Regions from separate parts of the Homo sapiens genome. Here region 1 is linked to region 2. The links are chromatin loops, found by intact Hi-C in ENCODE. Cell type or tissue: OCI-LY7. All regions are shown on one strand.

Region 1 (8,000 bases), 120 kb before region 2:
TTATTTTTGTAGAGATGAGTTTTCCCTATGTTGCCCTGGCTGGTCTCGAACTCCTGGGCTCAAGTGATCTGCCTGCCTCTGCCTCCCAAAATGCTGGGATTACAGATGTGAGCCACCATGTCCAGCCCTCTGCAGGGTTTAATAGAACAAAGCAACACCCTGCATGTAGTGAGAGCTCAGAGGCTTGTCTGCTTCCAGACTTTCTTCAGCCCCGTCTCCCCAAGTGTAGAGTCTAGAAAATTCTTCTTCCAGGCCTTTCAGCCCATTGCTCTGTACATATCTGATTGATTTCCAAGCAATAAACTCATCCGGAACTACTCCTTTGTGGTTCTCATGTATAATAAAGTTCAATGGCTTGTTTATGCTCCATATTTTTCTTTTTAATCCTCACAAATGTCTTATCAGGGAGGTTTAGAGGTAAGTAATCTAAAACTCAAAAGGGTTAAGAAAGTGGCTTAAGGTAGCTAGATATTTAGCTATGTCACATAATGCTATAGCTGGGTGTCAAGGAGGGTAGAACGCCAAGTAGAGTCAAATTACTGGGGACTCTGGCAAAGAGTGCCTTCATGCCTCCCATTCTGCTGCTCCCCTGCTTTTTTTTTTTTCAAGACAGAGTCTCGCTCTGTCGCCAGGCTGGAGTGCACTGGCGTGGTCTCGGCTCACTGCAACCTCTGCCTCCTGGGTTCAAGCGATTCTCCTGCCTCAGTCTCCCAAGTAGCTGGGATTACAGGTACATGCCACCACGCCCGGCTAATTTTTGTATTTTTAGTAGAGATGGGGTTTCACAATGTTGGCCAGGCTGGTCTTGAACTCCTGACCTCATCATCCGCCCGCCTCGGCCTCCCAAAGTGCTGGGATTACAGGCGTGAGCCACCGCGCCTGGCCATTCCCCTGCTTTCTCCAGGACATGAAGAATCTGTCAAGCTTTCCTCACTCCTGACAAGACTAAAGCATCCAGTTAGGATAGAGGGCGGGATCAGGGACTCTAGAGGGTTATCAACTGTCTTGTTTCCTTTTTTTTTCTAGTTCCTAAAGCAAATGCATCCTTTGGTTCTGGCCCTACTCTTCCTTTTTAATTTTCTCAGTCAAAAGTGAAGGTACAGCAGGAATGAGTTGTTTGGTTGTCAGGGACCTTCACCCCCTAGTTTTGGGGGTTGGTGGGCATTCTGAGTTATTGTGGGGGTGGAGGGTGCTTCCCAATGTCATTGAGAGGTGGGGGCTCAGCCACGTCTCAGAATGTGGGATGGCATGCATGTGTTGGATGTTTGGCATGTGACCAGCAGGCAGCTTCCACAGAAAGCTGACACCTGCATTGTTGGAACGATCAGGCAACAACGCTGCTCCCCACTAGAGATGAACAGGGGTCCCTCGCATGGAAGTAAAATATGCCTCAGGTGCATTTCAGATTCTGTGCTTCTCTCTGGTCCTGGGGACCAGTGGGGCTCTGCAGCACCCCCTGTAGGTTCTGCCCTTTTCCTGGTTGTCACCTCTGGCTTCCAGCCCCTTGTTTCTCCCCAACAACCTTGGATATATTTGCCTTGGCCAAGCCTTGCAGCTCCTCCTTCCTCTAGCTTTGTTGAACCTCCTCTCGTACCCTTGAAGTTGAGGGGGCAGGGAATCTGCTCCCCTGTACATGCTTTCCCATTGATATGGTAAAGTTGTTTTCTACTTCACTCAGGCCTCCTCCTGATTTTTTTTTTTTTCTTTTTTTGAGACAGGGTTTTGCTCTATTACCCAGGCTGCAATGCAGTGGCACCATCTCAGCTCACTGTAGCCTCGAACTCCCTGGCTCAAGCAGTTCTCCCGCCTCAGCTCCCCCACAACCCACCCTCCAGAGCTGGGATTACAGGTGGCACCACCACACCCAGCTAATTTTTTTTCTGTTTGATTTTTGTAAAGACTGGGTCTTGTCATGTTGCCCAAGCTGGTCTCAAACTCCTGGGCTCAAGTGATCTTCCAGCCTTGGCCTCCCAAAGTGCTGTGAGCCACCACCCCTGGTGACACCTCCCCTTTTTGATATTAAGAGCATATTTTAGATTTTTTTAACCTAAAATTGACTTTTTGTTTTTTGCTATTATAATCTGACCTCATCTTGATGCAAGATCTTTGACTAATAGAGGAAAAGTCATCTGCAAGGGTTGGGAACCAAAACCCAAGTATTAGTATTTCAAGATATTATTTCTCCACAAAGATGAAAGTTAAAGAAATACCAAAACCATGTGTTAACCCTTAGAACCATTCCATTTTGAGTACTTTTGAAGTCTTGTTAAATAGTAATTTTCACTCGCGTCCGTGTGAAGAGACCACTAAACAGGCTTTGTGTGAGAAACAAGGCTGTTTATTTCACCTGGGTGCAGGCGGGCTGAGTCTGAAAAGAGAGTCAGTGAAGGGAGATAGGGGTGGGGCCGTTTTATAAGATTTGGGTAGGTAAAGGAAAATTACAGTCAAAGGGGGGTGTTCTCTGGCGGGCAGGGGTGGGGGTCACAAGGTGCTCAGTGGGGGAGTTTTGAGCCAGGATGAGCCAGAAAAGGGAATTTCACAAGGTAATGTCATCAGTTAAGGCAGGAACAGGCCATTTTCACTTCTTTTGTGGTGGAAAGTCATCAGTTAAGGCAGGAACCGGCCATCTGGATGTGTACGTGCAGGTCACAGGGGATATGATGGCTTAGCTTGGGCTCAGAAGCCTGACACTAATAAATTCATCTCTTGTAGTAAATGATTGCCTCCAAATATTATATCTCACAACTGTATCTTCCAGGTAAAATAATATTAACAGGCGCCTACAAAGCCACAGAGGATTATAGTTAAGGCCAGATACGATGGTGGAATAGGCAGACCTACTATTCGGATGACAAGGGCCTTTCTGTACTTCTCATGTCACAGCAGGTGTGAGCACTCTGACAGTGATCCTAATTACTTTGGAAAGTAAAACGAACTGAAGATTATGTTTGGGGAAAAACAGAAACAAAACCTTCAAATTACAGAGTGGAGTTTTGAAAAGAAAAGTGTAATGTTCAACACCGTGCACCAGAGGGCACCATATTTACATGAGCCTGGAAAGGGCACTTACTCTCCATTTGGTATTGAATGACCCATTTAAACGAAGTGACAGAGGGATAGAGAGAAGAGCAGGAAAAGTATATAAGCAAGTATTGTCCAAGCACCCAGTAAACATGATGTAGTTCTTCTTCCTGTTAAAGTTAGATGCATATGACTAAGCACAGAATCCAGTTAACATAGAGATATGTGTGTGTATCTCAAAAACCTTTTGGTCACTCACTCTCTGACCTTCTTTTTTATTTAGAGTGAAAATTTATTGTGTGAGTCTTGGAGGGACTGTCTCCCACTATGGATGCCAGAGGGGACCAGACAGTCTCTCTCCTGGCCCTGGCAGTAAGGACATGGATATCCTGTCCTGGACTCAGCAATCAGATCCTCCACCCAGAACTTTTATGTATATATATTTATATTTATAAATTTATATTTAATTATATATAATGCATATTCAATTTTAAAATTAAATATAGATATATACATTCACTTTTAAAATTTAAATATGATATGTACATTTAATTTTTAAAATTAAATATATGATATATATGTCATATACATTTAATTTTTAAAATTAAATATATATATGACATATACATTTAATTTTTAAAATTAAATATATGATATATATGACATATACATTTAATTTTTAAAATTAAATATATGATATATATGACATATACATTTAATTTTTAAAATTAAATATATGATATATACATTTAATTTTTAAAATTAAATATATGATATATACATTTATTTTTTAAATTAAATATGTGATATATACATTTAATCTTTAAAATTAAATATATGATATATACATTTAATCTTTAAAATTAAATATATGATATATACATTTAATCTTTAAAATTAAATATATGATATATACATTTAATCTTTAAAATTAAATATATGATATATACATTTAATCTTTAAAATTAAATATATGATATATACATTTAATCTTTAAAATTAAATATATGATATATACATTTAATCTTTAAAATTAAATATATGATATATAATTAAATATAGAATATATACACATTTAATTTTAAAAATCATTTTTTAATAGAGGTAGGGTCTTACTATGTTGCCCAGGCTGGTCTCAAACTCCTGGACTCAAGCGATCCACCTGCCACAGCCTCCCAAAATGCTGGGATTACAGGCATGAGTTACCATGACCAGCCCAAAACTTTTCATCTTGAAGGAAGACTCAGAAGCTCAGGAGCAATGAGAGGTTATGCATGGCAGTGCCTATGACAACAAACACTCAATAGCGGTGGTGCTAGCAGTAGTGGCACAATGGGGACAACCACAAATGCTGAAAAAGATGTGTTGTAGTTGAAATTGGTTCTTATTTCTACTGGAGGTCGTGTTAACCATCAAAAACAAAATAAGCGTAGTTATCATAATAGGCAGTTGAGCCTGTGTGGATATCTGAATGATCTAACCCACAGATTCTTTATAGTGGTTATTGATCATGGGGTCCTTAAAAAATGTGTGTTCATTCAATAAGATTCTACTGGAAAGTATAAGCTCTGTGATGGCAAGGATTTTAGACTGTTTATTCAGTGTTGCATCACAAACACCTAGAACAGTTTGTGTCACATAGACCTGCCCAATAAATATTTGTTGAGTGAATGAACAGGAGCCTAAAATGAGCCATCATGGTAGAAAATCAGGTCCCTCATCCAATTTTCAGCCCTGAGTCAGACCTAGAAGCTCTGAAATTTAAAAAAAAAAAAAAAAGCATTTTACCAGTTAGGAAGAATCTTGTAATATTTTGCAAGTATTTACGGTGAATATTCTTCTTAATCTTTGCCAAAGAGACCTGCTGTCATTTCCAGGGTAACTGTGCACTTGGGAAAAGGAGATGCCCAGAGTTTTGCAAACCAGATCAGATCTAGTAAATGTCAGATCTGAGATGTGAATGCAGCTCTATTTCATTTAGAAACCAATTTATTTGTTTGTTTGTTTGTTTGTTTGTTTGTTTGTTTGTTTTTGAGACAGAGTCTCATTCTGTTGCCCGGGCTGGGGTGGAATGGCACGATCTCAGCTCACTGCAAAATCTGCCTCCCAGATTCAAGCAATTCTTGTGCCTCAGACTTCTGAGTAGCTGGGATTACAGGTGCGCAACACCACATCTGGATAATTTTTTTGTATTTTTAGTAGAGAAGGGGTTTCCCCATGTTGGCCAGTCTGGTCTCTAACTCCTGTCCTCAAGTGATCCACCCACCTTGGCCTCCCAAAGTGCTGGGATTACAGACGTGAGCCACTGCATCTGGCCCCAATATTTTCTATATTTACCTGATGATAATAATTATCTGGGGGCACTTGGAAAATATACAGACTCCTGAGCCCCACCCCTTCTAAATCAGAATTGCCAGGGGACGGTCCCGGCAATTTAGGTTTTTAACAACAACCCTGTCAATAAGGTAATTCTTATTACCACACATTTGGGAGACATCTGGTGCCCTTTTCTTTTGGGAACTAGAAGGTCATGAAAGGGTCAGGGATCTAACCATTATGCATTTCAAGATTTAGCCAGTGATACTGGCTTTTCATCTTTACTGTTTTTAGAGTGACCCTATTTGGTTGTTAATGGCTCCAACAGTCAGCCTTTTTGAACTGTGGGAAAGACGGTGGGGCAGCAATTAGGACTCAAGGGTAGGTGCACACAGCTTGATTGAAAACAGTCTGAAAGCATTCCATCTTAAGGAATGTGAGCATATATTACTACTGTATATGCCATTATTTTAGGAGGAGACCTTGACTCTATTTATTTTGCAAAAGAGGTGATAATTCAAGGAATAATATGATATTGTAGAATCATGCAGTGCTTCACACTGAACTCTCTTAAGATGTGTGCATGTTAAACTGACTAATTAATAAGGTGAATAAGGTAATTGATAACAGATTGAAGAAGTATGGTAAGCTACAATCTCATCTTGCAATACATAGAACATCAAGATGTAAAGCAAGAATCTCTTCTCACTAAAATCACTTTAAAATGCAGTATTTGGTCTTTATATATTCTAAAGAAAGTACAGCACTTTTTCAAATGTAAGTGATATTGTATTGACGATTCATTATTAACAATAATCCTTCCAGTTTTCAGTTTTCCCTCCACCCCCCATAGGAAAGCCTTTTGGACATTATATAAGCTTCCCTACAATCCCAAGACTTAAAAGCCCTCTCTGGGTGTGACACTGAAGAATTCTATTCTCAGTAATTCTTGGCTAAAGTTTGAAGGATTATAGGGCTTTTGGTCTCTCATCTTAATATTTACTTCCTATTAGGGAAGAACAGGAGAAATGAAGAGTTGTTTAATGAGAAAACCAAGAGCCTGAAGAGTCTTCAGAGGAAGGGAGTTCAAACCTCTTGGAAGCTGATGTTTTAATTTTAATTTTTTAAAGATGAGGTTTCACTCTGTTGCCCAAGCTGAAGTTCAGTGGTGTGATCACAGCTCACAGCAGCCTTGAATTCCTGGGCTGAAGCAATGGAGGTTGATGTTTTAAATGGGCAGAATATCCAGGAGTTACTGCTTATTAAAATTACATCAAATGTAACCGTTTACAAGACCCTTAGGAGCTGAGTTTAGCAATGCAAAAGTCACCCTAGCATGGGAGAGGTTGGAGCAGACAAGAGATCTTGGGCACAATTATAAAGAACTTGTCAAATAAAATAGTATGAACTAAAGGCTTAAGTATAGGAGGAGTCTTGTATGTCCAAGGGGATTCAGCAGATTAGGTAAGATAAAGACTTATCTTCAGATTAAGGCCTACACCAGAGGTAAGTAGATCACTGCCAGATAGAATCTGGAACCCCTTAGAGAAGGTGTCATTACGTGTTCACAATGGATATAGTTCTATTGACTGGGGGGTAATTCTGCCCCTAACAAATTACTGTGTCAGGAAGAGCATGGCAACATGAGCAGTGCTGGTGAGTCTCTGCCAGGGATGTCTCCAAGGCCTTGAGTCTCTCAAATAAGGCAAACCATTCATCTTCCCAATTGTTAATAGATCTGAGCCATTCAGGGGCACCATGGGTGACTTTTGTGTTATTCATGCCTTTGTTTTCCTTCTCTTTCTCCTTCTTCCCCTTCCTCCTACCTTCTGCCACCAGATCTTTGAGGATAGTACAGGGCCTTATTCATAAGACAACTAAGGCAAGAGGGAGGAAGTAAAATGTGGATTGGGCCACCTCTCCTCCAGAGAGAAGACTGGTATGGGGTTTGAGATTATGCAGTGATTTCATTTGTTGCCAAGTCAATATTATTATGGCGTGGAATGGGTGCTAAAAGCCTTCTCAAATTATTAGGAAGTTTGAAGGCAGAACAGGTAAGAAGGAAAAACAAGAATGGAGAAATGAGAGGATGAGGAAGGGAAGGATGTACAGAGCCTTGTCTCTATATCTCCTTAAGACTGTTTTGGCAATGGCAAGCCCTAGCATAGTCAGGCCCCTTGCCACCAGCGGTGTGTGTAGCTGTGAACAACAATCACTAGGGAATTTCTGCCAAACCCCACTTTTCTGTATTCAGATGGGCTCAGTAATATACTCATTCAACAAATCCATGTTAGACTCTATGAATGATAAACAAACAAAAGTCCAAAAGATTGAAAATCATTGGCTGGGAGCGTTGGCTCACCCTTGTAATCCTAGTACTTTGGGAGGCTGAGGCAGGTGGATTACCTGAGGTCAGGAGTTCAAGACCAGCCTGGCCAACATGGTAAAACCCCATCTCTACTGAAAATACAGAAATTAGCCAGGTGTGGTGGCATGCACTGTAATCCCAGCTACTGGAGAGGTTGAGACACAAGAATCACTTGAATCTGGGAGGCAGAGTCTGCAGTGAGTTGAGATCTTGCCACTGCATTCCAGCCTGGGTGACGGAGTGAGACTTTGGCAAAAAAAAAAAAAAAAAAAGATTGAAGATTATCTTTTGAAAG
Region 2 (8,000 bases):
TTAAAAGATTTTTTAGCTGGGTGTCGGGGCACTCACCTGTAGTCATAGCTACTCAAGAGGCTGAGGTGGGAGGATCACTTCAGCCCAGGACTTTGAGGCTCCAATGAGCTTTGATCCCACCACTGCACTCCAGCCTGGGCAACAGAGGGAGATCTTGTCTCTAAAATTAAAAAATATATTTTTAAAAAATTTAACAACTTTTTTGAAGTACGATACAATTCACCATACAATTCACTCCTTTAGGTTGTATACGCTATAGTTTTTAACTGAATTCACAGGTTTTTACAGTCAATACAATCTAATCCTAAAACATTTTTGTTGCCCCCAAATGAAACCCCATACCCACTGGCCATCACTCCCCATTTCTCCTCACTATGCTCCCCAGCTCTGTGCTACCACCAAACTACTTTCTGTCTCTATAGGTTTGCCTTTTCTAGACATTTCACATAAATGGAGTCACACAACATTTAGTCTTTTGTTAACTGGCTTCTTTCACTTAACACAATGTTTTCAAGATTCATCCAAGTCATAACAAATACTCATTCCTTCTTATCACTGAATAATACTCCATTATATGGATATACCACTTTATTCATCCATTTATCAGTTTATGAACATTTGAGTTGTTTTTCACTTTCTGCCTACTATGAATAGTGCTGCTGTAAACATTCATGAATAAGTTTTTGTGAGGATTTATGTTTTTATTTTCTTTGTGTGTCTATCTAGGGGTAGAACTGATGAGTCATATGGTAAGTCTGTTTAACACTTTGAGAAACTATCAGAATGATTTCCAAAGCACAGTTTCACATTTCCACCAGGAATGTATGTGTTTCAATTTCTCCACAACCTTACCAAAACTTGTCATTGTCTGTCTTTTTTATTTTAACCATCCTAGTGAGTGCGATGTGAAACCTCATTGTAGTTTTCATTTGCATTTCCTTAACGGCTAATGATGTTGAACGTCTTTATGTATGCATACTGGTTGTTTGTGCATCTTCTTTAGACAAATGTCTGTTCAAATCCCTTGCCCATTTCTAAGTTGGATTATTTTTAGTTTTTCATTTTTAAGTTGTAAATGCTTTTTATATATTCTAGATACAAGTTTCTTATCAGATATGTGATTTGCAAATATTTTCTCCCATTCTGTAGGTTGTTTTTACACTTTCTTAGCGTTATTTGCAGCATAAACTTTCAAGCCTTGATATAGTCAATTTTCTTATTTTTTCTTTTGTAAGTTGTACATTTGGTCTTATATCTAAAAAACCATTGCTTAACCAAAAACCACAAAAATTTACTCCTATGTTTTCTTCTGAAGGTTTTATAGTTTTAGCTCCTATATTTAAGTGTATTATTCATTTTGAGTTAATTTTTGTGTATGGTGTGAGGAGGGGTATCGATTTCATTCTTTTGCATGTGTATATCCAGTTATCCCACCTCCATTTGTGGAAAAGACTATTCTTTCCCCCATAGAATTGTCTTCCATACTCCTGGCAAAGAATCAGCTTATGACCAACGTAAAGGTTTATATCTGAACTCTCAGTTTTATTTCATTAATCTACATGTCTGTTCCTATGCCAGTACCACACTATTTAATTATTGTGGCTTTGTAATAGGTTTTGACATCAGGAAGTGAGAGTCCTCCAATTTGTTCTGTTTTTTTCTTTTTCCAGATTGTTTTGGCTAAGTTGGGGCTGTTGTATTTCCATATTTTAGGATCAGCTTAATTTCTGCTAAATAAGTAAATAGGTAAATAAACAAATGTCAGCTGGATTTGATCAAGATTGCATTGACTCTGGAGTTCAACTTAGAGTGTATTGTCATCTTAACAGTACTAAGTCTTTCAATCCATGAACATAGGATGTCTTCCCATTTAACATAGTAAAATTGAGACTTATAGATTCTTAAGACTAAAATTAGCATTACAGGTAAGTCTTCCTTTGGATAACAGCTTAATTTGCTAACAGTTGAATAAAAACCCATTTTTTAATATCAAATCACTTTTTCATAGCTAATATTAATAAATGTTCATAGAAATTCTTGGCCACCCTCCACCCATACATACAATTTAAAATGATGCAAGGCCACATGCCAAAAGCATTTCAGTTAAATTGAAAAGGTAGAACAAATTTAAAAAATTCAAAGTGAAGGCAAATAATCTTGGAAAGGGAATGACTTTCTAAGCATAACACAAAGGCAAAAAGCTGAAAGAAAAATACTAATGTATTGTACTACTTAATGATCTAAAGTTTCTATTCTTCAAAGTTTCTCATAAACAAAATTAAAAGTACAATTTAAAAAGAGGACTACATAGAAGATACTTGACAAAGTGAATAATTTCGATATATAAAGAGCTCTTTAAAAATGACAAAAAATGAACACTTCAAATTTTTTGTAATGGAGAAAGAACACGGGCAGTCACACAAATCATTATCTACCAATAGAGGGTGTAAATGTTTGGCTTCAGAAGTAGTCAAAAAAATCCAAAATAAAGCAGGAGAGTTAATTTCTTACCTATGAAACTGATAGAGCTATTTTTTGTTCGTTTGTTTTTTAAATAAAGAGACTGCCTCTTGTTAAGTGTGAGGGAAAACAGACATTCTCATATAGACAAAAGAAAATTGTAAGTTGATGCAGCCCTTCTAGAATACAATATGCTAATATATTTCAAACTCATAAAAATATGAAAACTTTTAAACCAGTTATTCAAGTTCTAAATATTTAACTCTAAGGAATTAATCAGAGATGTGTGCAAAGGCTGATCTCAAATTAATTTTACTGTTGTTAATTGCAGTAAATAAAAATGCTAACTGTCCAGTAAGAGGGATGCAGTTAGATAAATCATGGTGCATGTTGCAGACAAGTATTTAATAATGTGAGAAAATATCCAGAATGGAAGTCAATGCAGATACAAAAGCTGCATTATGCTATGACTCAAGTTATGACTAATAGTATGCAGATATGTGAATCCATATTGTTATGAACATAATAATATAATGTATATGCATATTAAAAATACCAGAAGTTGGGAGACTGAGGCAGGAGAATTGCTTGAACCCGGGAGGCGGAAGTTGCAGTGAGCCGAGTTTGCGCCACTGCACTCCAGCCTGGGCGACAGAGTGAAACTCCGTCTCAAAAAAATATGTATCTATATCAGAAGTTTAACACTGATTACTCTGTGTCAAGATTACAAAGTGCTATTTATTTTATTCTTTCTTCTTTTCTAAAATTAACTTTCCCACAATGAACTAAAATTAAACATACCCACCCAGGTATTTCACATATTTCAAGTAATAATTATGTATACATTTTTACAGTAATATTTAGAAGGAAGAAAATAACTATATATATTTTTTAAGGAATAAATTATATGTGTGACATAGATCTTTGGAGTATTAGTCATATTAAAAATGGAAGCAAACTATAAATCAGCCAAAGGAAAATGTGTAAACAATCTTGGATACTTTAACCTGATAGAGTATTAGATATTCATTTAAATAATTACTATAAATCAATATGATGCTATATTTGTAATATAAGTAATTTTATCTAAGTAAAAATGCAGCATCAGAATGAACTAATACACTAGGGTGTCAATTATGTGAAACTCTCATATGCATGTAAATGAGTTCAAGATAAAATACAAAAAATTAAAATAGCTTGTTACAGTAAAAAGAGTGTGAGTATTTATGATACTTTCATTGTATTATTTATCAAATAATATGAATTATAACATAATTGGGTTTCTCACAGGACACAACTATTAAACTTATAATACATTTGATTACTCATTTTTAAATTGCCTTATGTCTTAAAGTTCAACTTTTTTTGCTTCTGGTCTTTTTCAACCCACATCATTTACCCAAGATTTTTTAAAAAGTAACACCCTACAGGTGCTATTTTGCTGTTCTGTTCTTTACGGGAAGTGAAAAAAAGCTCCCTCAGCTCTATGTGTTCAGGGCCCAGCACACAGCCAGTACTTACTGCATATCAGTGAGATTAATTCAAGTATAAAAACTGGTAAAACATAAGCCTCAATTTCCACTCAGATGTGGGTAACTGGCAGATGCCTGTAAGGCAAATTTCTCCTTTCGATTTTTATTTGTTTGCTTGTTTGTTTGTTTGTTGAGACAGGGTCCCACTCTGTTGCCCAGGCCAGAGCTCAATGACATGATCATGGCTCACTGTAGTCTCAGGCTCACACCACCACAGCTATTTTTTTTAGGTGGGGTTTCACTATGTTGCCCCCTTTCTAGAATGTATTTGCTACCCCTTCTCTTTGCTTCCACTTTAATCTCTTGTCTTTTTATTTTTTGTCACACTTCTCCATCCCCTTTTTCCTCCCTCCTCTACGCCTCCCTAAACTTTTTTCTCCTCTTTCTATCCTACTTCACCTCTTCTCTTTTCCTCATATACTCATACTCCTCTGCATTCCCGCCTTCATATTTCCCCCCTCCCTCCTTTCCCTCAACTTTCTCTCCCCAGTCCCATCTTCTTGTTCTTCCTATTGTTGTCACTTTTTTCTCTGTCTTCTGTTCCCTTTTTTCATTAGATGCATCATAAAAACACCAAATTGGAAGCCACTGCTAACTGTTCCTCTTCTTATTTCCCTTCTCCTCTTCATATTTTTAGTAATAGAACCCCCTACATTTTAGCTGCGCCCCTGGTTACCCAAGCAGAAACTTCATTCCCCAACCTCCCTTGCAGCTGGGTAAAGACATGTAGCTGAATTCCGCCCAAAGGAATGTAGGCAGAAGTGATGGAAGTAACTATTTGACCTCTCTTCCTCTTTCTCCCTGTTATTTTCTTCCTACACTCATTCAATAATCATTTCTCATTGCAAGGCCTTTAATACTATCATTAGATGACTCACGAATTTCTCCCCAGCCAATCTCCCTGAACTCCTGATCCACACATCTAACCCTATATGACATCTCCACTTAAACGTCTATTAGAAATATCACTTTTGTCATGTCCCAAATGAAACTCTTGGTCTTCCCTCTAAACCTGCTCCTCTGGAAGCCTTTCCACCTCCATTTAATAGCAGCCCTACTCCTCCAGTCACTCAAGGCCAAAATGCTGACAATTGTCCTGGACTCGTCTCTCTCACACCATATCTCACTCTGTCAGTAAATCCTGTTGGCTCTACCTTCAAAATACATCCCCAGTCTGCCTGCCCACTTGAAGTCAACCTCACTGCCGTCACCCAGCATCGGCTACTAAAGTCTTTGCACAAACTATTTAATAGTCTCCTAACTGATCTTCCTGTTTTTACTCTTGCCCTCTGCTTTCTGTTCACAGAGGACCCAGAGTGATTCTTTTAAGTGTTAAGCTACATCATGCCACTCCTCTGCCCACAGTCCACTGAGGGCTTCCCATCTCAGTAAAAACCCAAACCCTTCCATGTGCTTTGGGGCCCTCCCTCCCTGGTTCCCTGACCCCTCTGTCTTCCCTTCTTCTTGCTGGTCTTTGCTCACTCTGTATGGCAACCATGCTTTTGTGCTCCTCAAACAGCTCAGGTATGAACAGGCCCCAGGGCCTCTGAACTGACTATCCGTCCCCTCTGTTTGCTTTCCCTCAGATACCTCCACAGCTTGCTCTTTTGCTTCCTTGCAGTTTCACTTGGTAGGCTCCCTCTTGATGCGGTCCACCTGACCCCCGTCTTTAAATTTAATCTACTTTCCCTAACTACCAACTCTTACCTTGCTTAACTTTCTTCCTGCTTACTATTACCCTCTAGTATACTCTGTCCTTATGGATGTTGGTTTTCTTCCCCACCCTGCTCCCACCTCATGAGGACAGGGATTTTGGTCTTATTTGTTCACTGACTTATGGAGCGTAACTTCCTACTTCCTGGTCTGCTGAACAGCTGAGGCATTAACATGAAAGACACATAATCTTCTACCTTGTCTGAGTCACAGTCATTTGGTCCCTGTTAAAAGAGCTAAACAAAGTCTTCGCTAATTATTCAGTTTCACAAAATGTATTTTTTAAAAGACTTGATTCTCAAGAAGAATGTTCAGTGAGCAGAAAGTGAAATTCTCTGTGTTTATGTCTCTCATTGCTTTGGGTTCACTCCTGCTGTGGACATCAAATCACTTCAAGATTCGTGGGTTAAATTTTTATAGGCCAATATTAGTGGCTAACATAGTAATGTTATGTTATTATTTTTGAATAAATATTATTAATAAATAATATTAAATATAAATATTATCAACATAGACTCCTGTTGATGGTGTTCTACAGCCTCAAAAAATCCAATTACTTTGCTTTTTCCCCACCCACTTCTCTCCTCTTGTTAGTACCATCTTTGGGTCTTGTTGGGAACAGGCCCCCCAAAATCTGGCCATAAACTGGCCCCCAAATTGGCCATAAACAAAATCTCTGCAGCACTGTGACATGTTCATGGTGGCCATGATGCCCGCACTGGAAGGTTTTGGGTTTACTGGAATGAGGGCAAGGAATACCTGGCCCACCCAGGGTGGAAAACTGCTTAAAGGCGTTCTTAAATCACAAACAATATCATGAGCGATCTGTGCCTTAAGGACATGCTCCTGCTGCAGATAACTAGCCAGAGCCCATTCCTTTATTTCAGCCCATCCCTTTATTTCCCATAAGGAATACTTTTAGTTAATCCATAATCTATAGAAACAATGCTTATCACTGGCTTGTGTTCATAAATACATGGGTAAATCTCTGTTCAGGGCTCTCAGCTCTGCAGGCTGTGAGACCCCTGATTTCCCACTCCACACCTCTATATTTCTGTGTGTGTGTCTTTAATTCCTCTAGCGCCATGGGGTTAGGGTCTCCCCGACCGAGCTGGTCTTGGCAGGCTCTTTTGTTTGTTTGTTTTTGAGACAGAGTCTGGCTCTGTTGCCCCGGCTGGAGTGCAGTGGCCTGATCTCTGCGCACTGCAACCTCTGCCTCCCAGGCTCAAGCTATCCTCTCATCTCAGCCTCCCAAGTAGCTGGGACCACAGGCACATGCCGCCAGATCTGGCTAATTTTTTTTTTTTTTTCATTTTTAGTAGAGACAGGGTTTCACCTTGTTGCCCAGGCTTTTCTTGAACTCCTGATCTCAAGTGGTCTGCCTACCTCAGCCTCCCAAAATGCAGGGACTACAGATGTAAGCCACCATGCCTGGCCCATCTTTTGGTCTTAGTCTAAGCAAATAGGCCATAAAGCAATGAAAAGTTTACACAAATGAAAAACACTGTGGAAGTGATGAAAAAACATTCCTTTTAAAAAAAAAAATATGGCCGGGTGCTGAGGCTCATGCCTGTAATCCCAGCACTTTGGGAGGCCGAGGCAGGTGGATCACGAGGTCAGGAGATCGAGACCATCCTGGCTAACATGGTAAAACCCTGTCTCTACTAAAAATACAAAAAAATTAGCCAGGCTTGGTGGCAGGTGCCTGTAGTCCCAGCTGCTGGGGAGGCTGAGGCAGGAGAATGGTGTGAACCTGGGAGGTGGAGCTTGCAGTAAGCTGAGATTGCACCACTGCACTCCAGCCTGGGCGACAGAGCGAGACTCCATCTCAAAAAAAAAAAAAAAAAAAATCTGTTCATGTGATAGGAGAAGACCAGAGGAGCATAAACATTTGCTGCAAGCCTATGGTGATTGTCTTAGTCACTTTTGTCTCTTGGGGTCCTGGTGAAGACTCTCATTGTGGCTTGCAGATGGACACTTTCTTTCTGTGTGCTCATAAGGCAGTGAGAAAGGAGAGCTCTTTCTGTCTTCTTATGAGGTCATTAATCCCAACATGAGGGCCCTATCCTCATGACCTCATCCAACACTAATTACCTCTCAAAGACCCCCATCTTCAAATACTAACACATTGGGGGGTTAGGGCTTCAATGTATGAACTTGGGAGGGACACAATTCACTATATAGCAGTAATTAAGAACAGCAACAAGTAAAACTGGGTGCATAGTACATGCCAGGCACTGTACTAGGCACTTAGGCAAGCCTAAGAGAAAATCTCCACAGAAAGGAAAAAGGAAA

The links. Peaks named below come from ENCODE experiments on the same cell type or tissue, not always from the same donor. Only the 100,000 strongest peaks of a DNase experiment are listed, where the experiment ranks them.
Region 1: a loop joins it to region 2, with 2.5 times the contacts of the local background. A loop is called at or near these places in 2 of 110 quality-filtered maps.

Annotation. Positions count from the first base shown.
Region 1 is chr1:182,443,186-182,451,185 of GRCh38, forward strand. It overlaps RGSL1 (regulator of G protein signaling like 1), which reads left to right and starts at 6,961. Exons shown (of 22, transcript NM_001137669.2): 1 at 6,961-6,993. The coding sequence starts at 6,981. RefSeq lists an enhancer at 6,799-7,406. In OCI-LY7, CTCF peaks have their summits at 1,426, 3,064 (motif pointing right) and 3,264; a DNase peak (open chromatin) is centred at 3,046.
Region 2 is chr1:182,564,911-182,572,910 of GRCh38, forward strand. No RefSeq gene overlaps it. Among named protein-coding and RNA genes, the nearest start is that of RNASEL, 20 kb to the right of the region's middle. In OCI-LY7, no CTCF peak of the experiment used is centred here; DNase peaks (open chromatin) are centred at 3,941 and 5,861; H3K4me3 peaks cover 1,196 bases; H3K27ac peaks cover 2,524 bases.